Linked DNA regions of Homo sapiens: region 2 is linked to region 1. The links are chromatin loops, found by intact Hi-C in ENCODE. Cell type or tissue: gastrocnemius medialis. All regions are shown on one strand. Each heading gives the region's core, and the rest is flanking DNA. Links, peaks and the distances in the headings are about the cores only.

Region 1 (2,802 bases), core at 182-2,681:
CTCACCCCACCCCCACCATGCCCTGCAGAAAAGAGAAGAGCTTATGAGGACACGTTCAGGCTGGAGCTCAGAAAACCCAGAGCTACCAATGACTTCAAAGCAGCAAACAGCTTGTCCCCAGGGGCTCTCAGGGATGGAATAGGTTAATCCATTACTTTTGTTTCCCCTTTTTTTGAGAAGGAAGAAGGGCACTCTAGGAAAAGTCCCACAAAAATCCAAGTCTCAAGGCATGGTCACCCTCCTGGCTGGTGAAGCCACCACTCCCTCCAGCTTTGTGCCTACGCCTGCCCAGCACACCTTCCGTACCCAGATCTCCAGAGCCAGACAGCTCAAAGTCATCAGATTCCTGCCCGGGCCCCACTACATCCTCATCGTCTGGTAGGGCTCCGGAGAAGTATCGGCCTTCTAGGAGGTCCTGGGGGTCGATGACCTCAGTCTCTCGGATCTAAGATAAAGAAAGGAGACACATCAGCCAACATCCCCAGTGCTCCATGACAGCTGATGCCCAAAAGCTAGTGAAGTGGGCATTCAGAAACTAGAAAGAGACCAGGCCAGGGCCTGGAGACCTGCGTCCTGGATCCCACTCTACCTCTAACTCACCGCGTGTCCTTAGGCAAGTCTCTTTCCATTCTGGGCAAATAAAAATAGTACATGAGGCTGGGCACAGTGGCTCACACCTGTAATCCCAACACTTTGGGAGGCGGAGGCAGGCAGATCACTTGAGGTCAGGAGTTCAAGACCAGCCTGGCCAACATGGTGAAACCCCGTCTCTACTAAAAATACAAAAATCAGCTGGGCGTGGTGGCTTACGCCTGTAGTCCCAGCTACTCGGGAGGCTGAGACAGGAGAATTGCTTGAACCCGGGAGGCGGAGGTTGCAATAAGCCAGGATCACGCCGTTGCACTCTAGCCTGAGCTACAGAGTGGGACCCCCGTCTCAAAAAAAATAAAAACAGTAAATGAGGTAATAATCAAATTATTAATATGGCTAGATATCCTTTACCGAGCACTTGCTATGTGCTGGGCCCTGTTTTAATAACTCTGGAGGCATGTTATTCACTTCTTTTTACAGCCGAGGGAGTCATTTTCTTTTGGTGACACAGCTGGCAGATGGAAGAGCGAGGATTGCATACGCAGGGCTGCCTGACTTCAGAGCCAGGAGTCTCCATGCACAGGGCCCTGGGATGCTACACTCCAGGGCTCTGTGATGCAGTGGCAGCTGATTCACACAGGACAGGGAGTGGGCTCCTGGTTCTGGTCTTGCCCAGTCCAGGATACTTTTCCCAGCTGAGTCAGTCTGGGCCGGGACAGACAGGGCTGCCTCACGCACACCCTAAGACAGCCTCAGGTCAGGGCGCTGCCCAGACCTGATGACTCAGGAGTGTACTCCTGGATTCAGTCTTGCCTTCCAAACATCTCCCACAGATCTACTCTGCTGCCAGCACCATGCAGACACCGAGAGGCACAATCCCTACCCTCACAGACCATCCACTCCAGTACCCATAATCATCACTCAGCCACTACCCTGTGGAGACACAGCTGATCAGGACAGAGTCTCAGGTCCACTCCCACCAAACCGCTTGCCAAAAGAAAGTGTCAAAGGTCCCGGGCAGCCCTACAGTACATCAGTTACCCTGCTCCCATCCTGTAGCTCCACCGAGTGGGAACAATGTACCCTCAAGAGCACAGGAAACATTTGGATGCCCATCACCCTTCCTCCAGCTTCTGGGCTCAGGCTTCTGTTTGCCCAGAGAACAGCAGCTCTGAGCAAAGTTCATTATTCTACTAATTAATTCAAACACTAAAGTGCCTAGTATTTGCCAGGAGAGTTGGGGTTTTTCATTAAGTTCAATACACCATGCCCCTCCCGCTGAAAGACATTCCCATCTTCTCCAGACGCCATAACTGCAGGAGCTGGGGGTCTGCTTAGAATCACAGAATGCCAGGACCCAAGGAGCTCCTGTCCTCCCGTTTCACACAACTTGAATCTGAGCCCGGAACAGGGCAGGGACTTGCCCAAGGTCACACAGAGCGTTCGCTACATAACTCAGGATAGAAAGAGGTCAGGTCTCTGTTTCGGACACCCCAGGCAGTCCTTCACTCAGCTGAGACTGCCATTGACAAAGGAGGGTGTCTGAGAAGGAACATCTGTCCCTAAGATAAGGTTATTATCATTGCAGGAGAGGCCCAGGAAAGCTGCTTCAGAGCCACTCCTGTACTCTCCCCACTGGGCTTCTGGGGAGAGGCAGGTGGAACCTGACCCTCATGCACCCTCTTCCACCCCCACAGAGGGAGAATGCTGGATTCCCGGAAGGGAGCGGGGTCAGGCCACAAGGAAGGCAGTGGCCAGGAATCACTCTCTCCCGGGGAGTGGGGAGAATGCTGAACGCTTGGCACCCGTGGGGGTGGAAAGCCAGAGAGGTTAAGTGCTGCTCAGAGATGACTTCATGACTCGGGAATCAGGAGCTGCCGGGCTGCTGGTGCTGGAATTCAAGCCCCCGCACATAGCCCGTGCCTGTGGCTTTGGTTTGGCAGAGCAGGAGGAAGGCTCCTCATGGCTGCCCAAGTGCCTATACCTAAGGGCAGGGTCCCTGTGCTCCTACCTCCATCTCCTGTGGCAAATCCCCCAAGAACCCAAGTGACAGGCCTTAACCAAGCACACAGCCTGTCTAGGTCCTTTTAATAGTCCCTTTTTGCAGAGATGGAAACAAGGGCTCAGAAAAGTAAAGTCACTTGTCCAAGGCCACACAAGCAGGAAGTAGCCACACTGGGCCAGAACCCAGGCTTCACTGACCTGGACATT
Region 2 (2,802 bases), core at 228-2,727, 1.2 Mb before region 1:
CATGGGTGCTGGAACCATGCAGTCTCGTAGGACCCAGCACTCAGAAGGGCCCTGCGTCTGGGTTAATGCTCTGTTGTCCCCATCTTAAAATTCTTAATGATTTTAAAGAAGGGGTCCACATTTTCATTTTGCACTGGGTCTCACGAATTATGAAGCATGTCCTAGTCTGTATCATTGTTTACCATTTATTATTTAAAATACTTATTTATATTACAAAATGTTTAATGATCACTTATTATTATCAAATTGCATCTCTGCTTCTTATTAGCTGGACGACCTTGAGTGAGGTACTTGCATGATCTCCATGTCAGTTTCCTCATATGTAAAACAGGAGCCGTAACTACTTCTCCATGAGGTTGTTGTGTGAAGGTTTAAACAATACAACAGGCTGGGTGCAGTGGCTCACCCCTGTAATCCCAGCACTTTGGGAGGCCAAGGCAGGGGGATCACCTGAGGTCAGGAGCTCAAGACTAGCCTGGCCAAAATGGTGAAATCCCGTCTCTACTAAAACAAAAAGTTAGCTGGGCATGGTGGCACATGCCTGTAGTCACAGCTACTGAGGAGGCTGAGGCAGGAGAATTGCTTGAATCCAGGAGGCAGAGGTTACAGTGAGCCAAGATTGCGCCATTGTACCCCAGCCTGGGTGACAAGAGCGGAATTCCGTCTCAAAAAATAAATAAATAAGTAACATAACATACCTCAAGTACCTCAAGTGCTAGGAATGGTGCCTGGGACTTAGTAAGCACTCCAAAAATATTAACTATCTTTATTATTATTATATTTATTTTATTTTTTTTTGACACAGTGTCTCATTCTGTTGCATAGCCTGGAGTGCAGTAGCGTGATCATGGCTCACTGCAGCCTCGACCTCCCGGGCTCAAGCGATCCTCCCACCTTAGCCTCTCAAGTAGTTGGGACTATAGGCATGTGCCACCATGTCCAGCTAATTTTTGTATTTTTCTTTTTTGTAGAGATGGGGTTTCACCATGTTGCCCAGGCTGGTCTTGAACTCCTGGCTCCAGCAATCTGCCCACCTTGGCCTTACTGTTATTATTTTTATTAGCTTTATGGAAAAAAGTCAACTTTGGGCTTGATTCTTCCAGTGCACATTTTGGGGTGGGATTAATAAAGTCATCAGTGGTTCTGGAACTTATTTGAGCCAGAGATGACTTGGAGAATCTGAGACTATGTGAGAAAATGCCTCCCAGAAAAACACAGATAGTCTTGCACGTATGTTCACATCACGCCTGAAGTTTCAGGGTATTTATGGGTCTCTGAGGCCAACGCAGGGGCCCCAGGACCAAGAACCTCAGAAAATAACAAGCACTAAGGACTCTAGGAGGTCCAGAGTCCGCGAGTGTCTCGGTGGGAACAGCCAGCCAGCCACGCAACAGGCACATAACTCTTTCAGGGCTGGGGCATGTGCGGATGCTTTAAGTCAGCAGCTGTTTTTAGCTTTGCTATATATGGCCAGGGGAGGAATGAGGGCTATAGGAGGGGGAGGGGTGCCAAGCAGCTTACAACAGGGTTTGGGAGGCCAGAGCTCCTGCACCAGCCCCACCTTCCCCTTCCCATGCGAGAGCTGGAGAGCTTATCCTCAGACCAAAGAGAAAGCCTAGAGGACAGGGAGGGGTCGGCGAGATGGGAATGACAGGGCTTTGAAGAAGACGCCAAGTCAAGTCACCTTAGAACAATGAGTGTCAAACTTTTTGGACCATGACTTGCAGTAAGAAACACACTTTACATTGCAAAACACACATACATGCAGACACTTTTAAACACACACGAACTCTCACACATTGTGTGTGTGCATATATATGTGTATCTCGCCAACTGAATAAATCTTTCAGAAAATAATACTTTATCTTATTCTCTGTGAAATACTCCGATACTTTTCTATTCTGTTCTGTTCTTTCCTTTTGAAAAATGCAGGTCGTGACCCACTGAATTGACTTCACCATCCACTAATGCGTTGTCCTCTCCAGTTTGGAAGACTGCTGTTTCCTTTGTAGCATTTGACTGCAAGAAAAGGAGGGCAGTGAAGAAGACTTCTGAACCTTTGAGGATAAAATGCAAGTTTCAGCTTTATCTCCTAGCTGGATGGCAAGTTTTGGACCTCCCAGCTTTTGCATGCTCTGTCCTCTCGTCCTGGAGTCTCCCTCCGCCCTCGTCACCTGGCTCACTCCTGCACATATGTCGGGGCTTGGCTTGCAGCTGACTTCAGGAAGCCTCCCTGAATGCCTGCGTCTGGTCAGCTGCCCACTCTGGCTTTGTTACTCCCCTGTCTGTCCCTGCCTAGCACCCAACACAGAACAGCAGGACAATTTCCTGTTAGATTTGCTGTGAAGACAGGGAGCGTTTCCCTTCTGCTTATTCCTACGCCGCAGGTGTAGCGCGGGGCTAGCTGCATCGGAGTCCCTAAATAAATATTTACTGGATGAATTAATAATAGGTAATAGTAATAAGAGCAACCACCATTTACTAAGTACTCATTCATCCCAGGAGAAGTCTTTTGAGAGATTAGGATAGGTCCATTTTATAGACAAGGAAATTAAGGTTTGGTGAGTTTAAATAATGTGGCAGGGCCAGGAGAATGACCCAGGGCTGCCTGACTCCCAGCCGTTCCTAATCACAGGATCTTATTTGTCCACATCCCCCTCAGTGATACCCACGTCGGGGCAAAGGGTGAGTGCAGATCCTTAACAAACCCTCAGGGGACTGATGACAGGTTGATTAAAGAGATTTTCCGAAGCAGTGGCCACGTCTAATTTTGGAGAGTTACACCTCGTGTGTGGCTTGGGA

What was found. Peaks named below come from ENCODE experiments on the same cell type or tissue, not always from the same donor. Only the 100,000 strongest peaks of a DNase experiment are listed, where the experiment ranks them.
Region 2: it touches region 1 in a loop (5-fold over the local background); 2 of 110 quality-filtered maps call a loop at or near these places.

The regions. Positions count from the first base shown.
Region 1 is chr20:45,335,476-45,338,277 of GRCh38, forward strand. SDC4 (syndecan 4) reads right to left here. Exons shown (of 5, transcript NM_002999.4): 2 at 307-445. Among named protein-coding and RNA genes, the nearest start is that of SDC4, 12 kb to the right of the region's middle. In gastrocnemius medialis, for the core only: no CTCF peak of the experiment used is centred there; DNase peaks (open chromatin) are centred at 1,286, 1,946 and 2,470; H3K4me3 peaks cover 530 bases; H3K27ac peaks cover 2,500 bases.
Region 2 is chr20:44,179,552-44,182,353 of GRCh38, forward strand. The region is part of intron 1 of JPH2 (junctophilin 2); the gene reads right to left. Among named protein-coding and RNA genes, the nearest start is that of JPH2, 6.2 kb to the right of the region's middle. RefSeq lists enhancers at 812-1,718, 2,625-2,802. In gastrocnemius medialis, for the core only: no CTCF peak of the experiment used is centred there; DNase peaks (open chromatin) are centred at 520, 1,440 and 2,220; H3K4me3 peaks cover 1,823 bases; H3K27ac peaks cover 2,500 bases.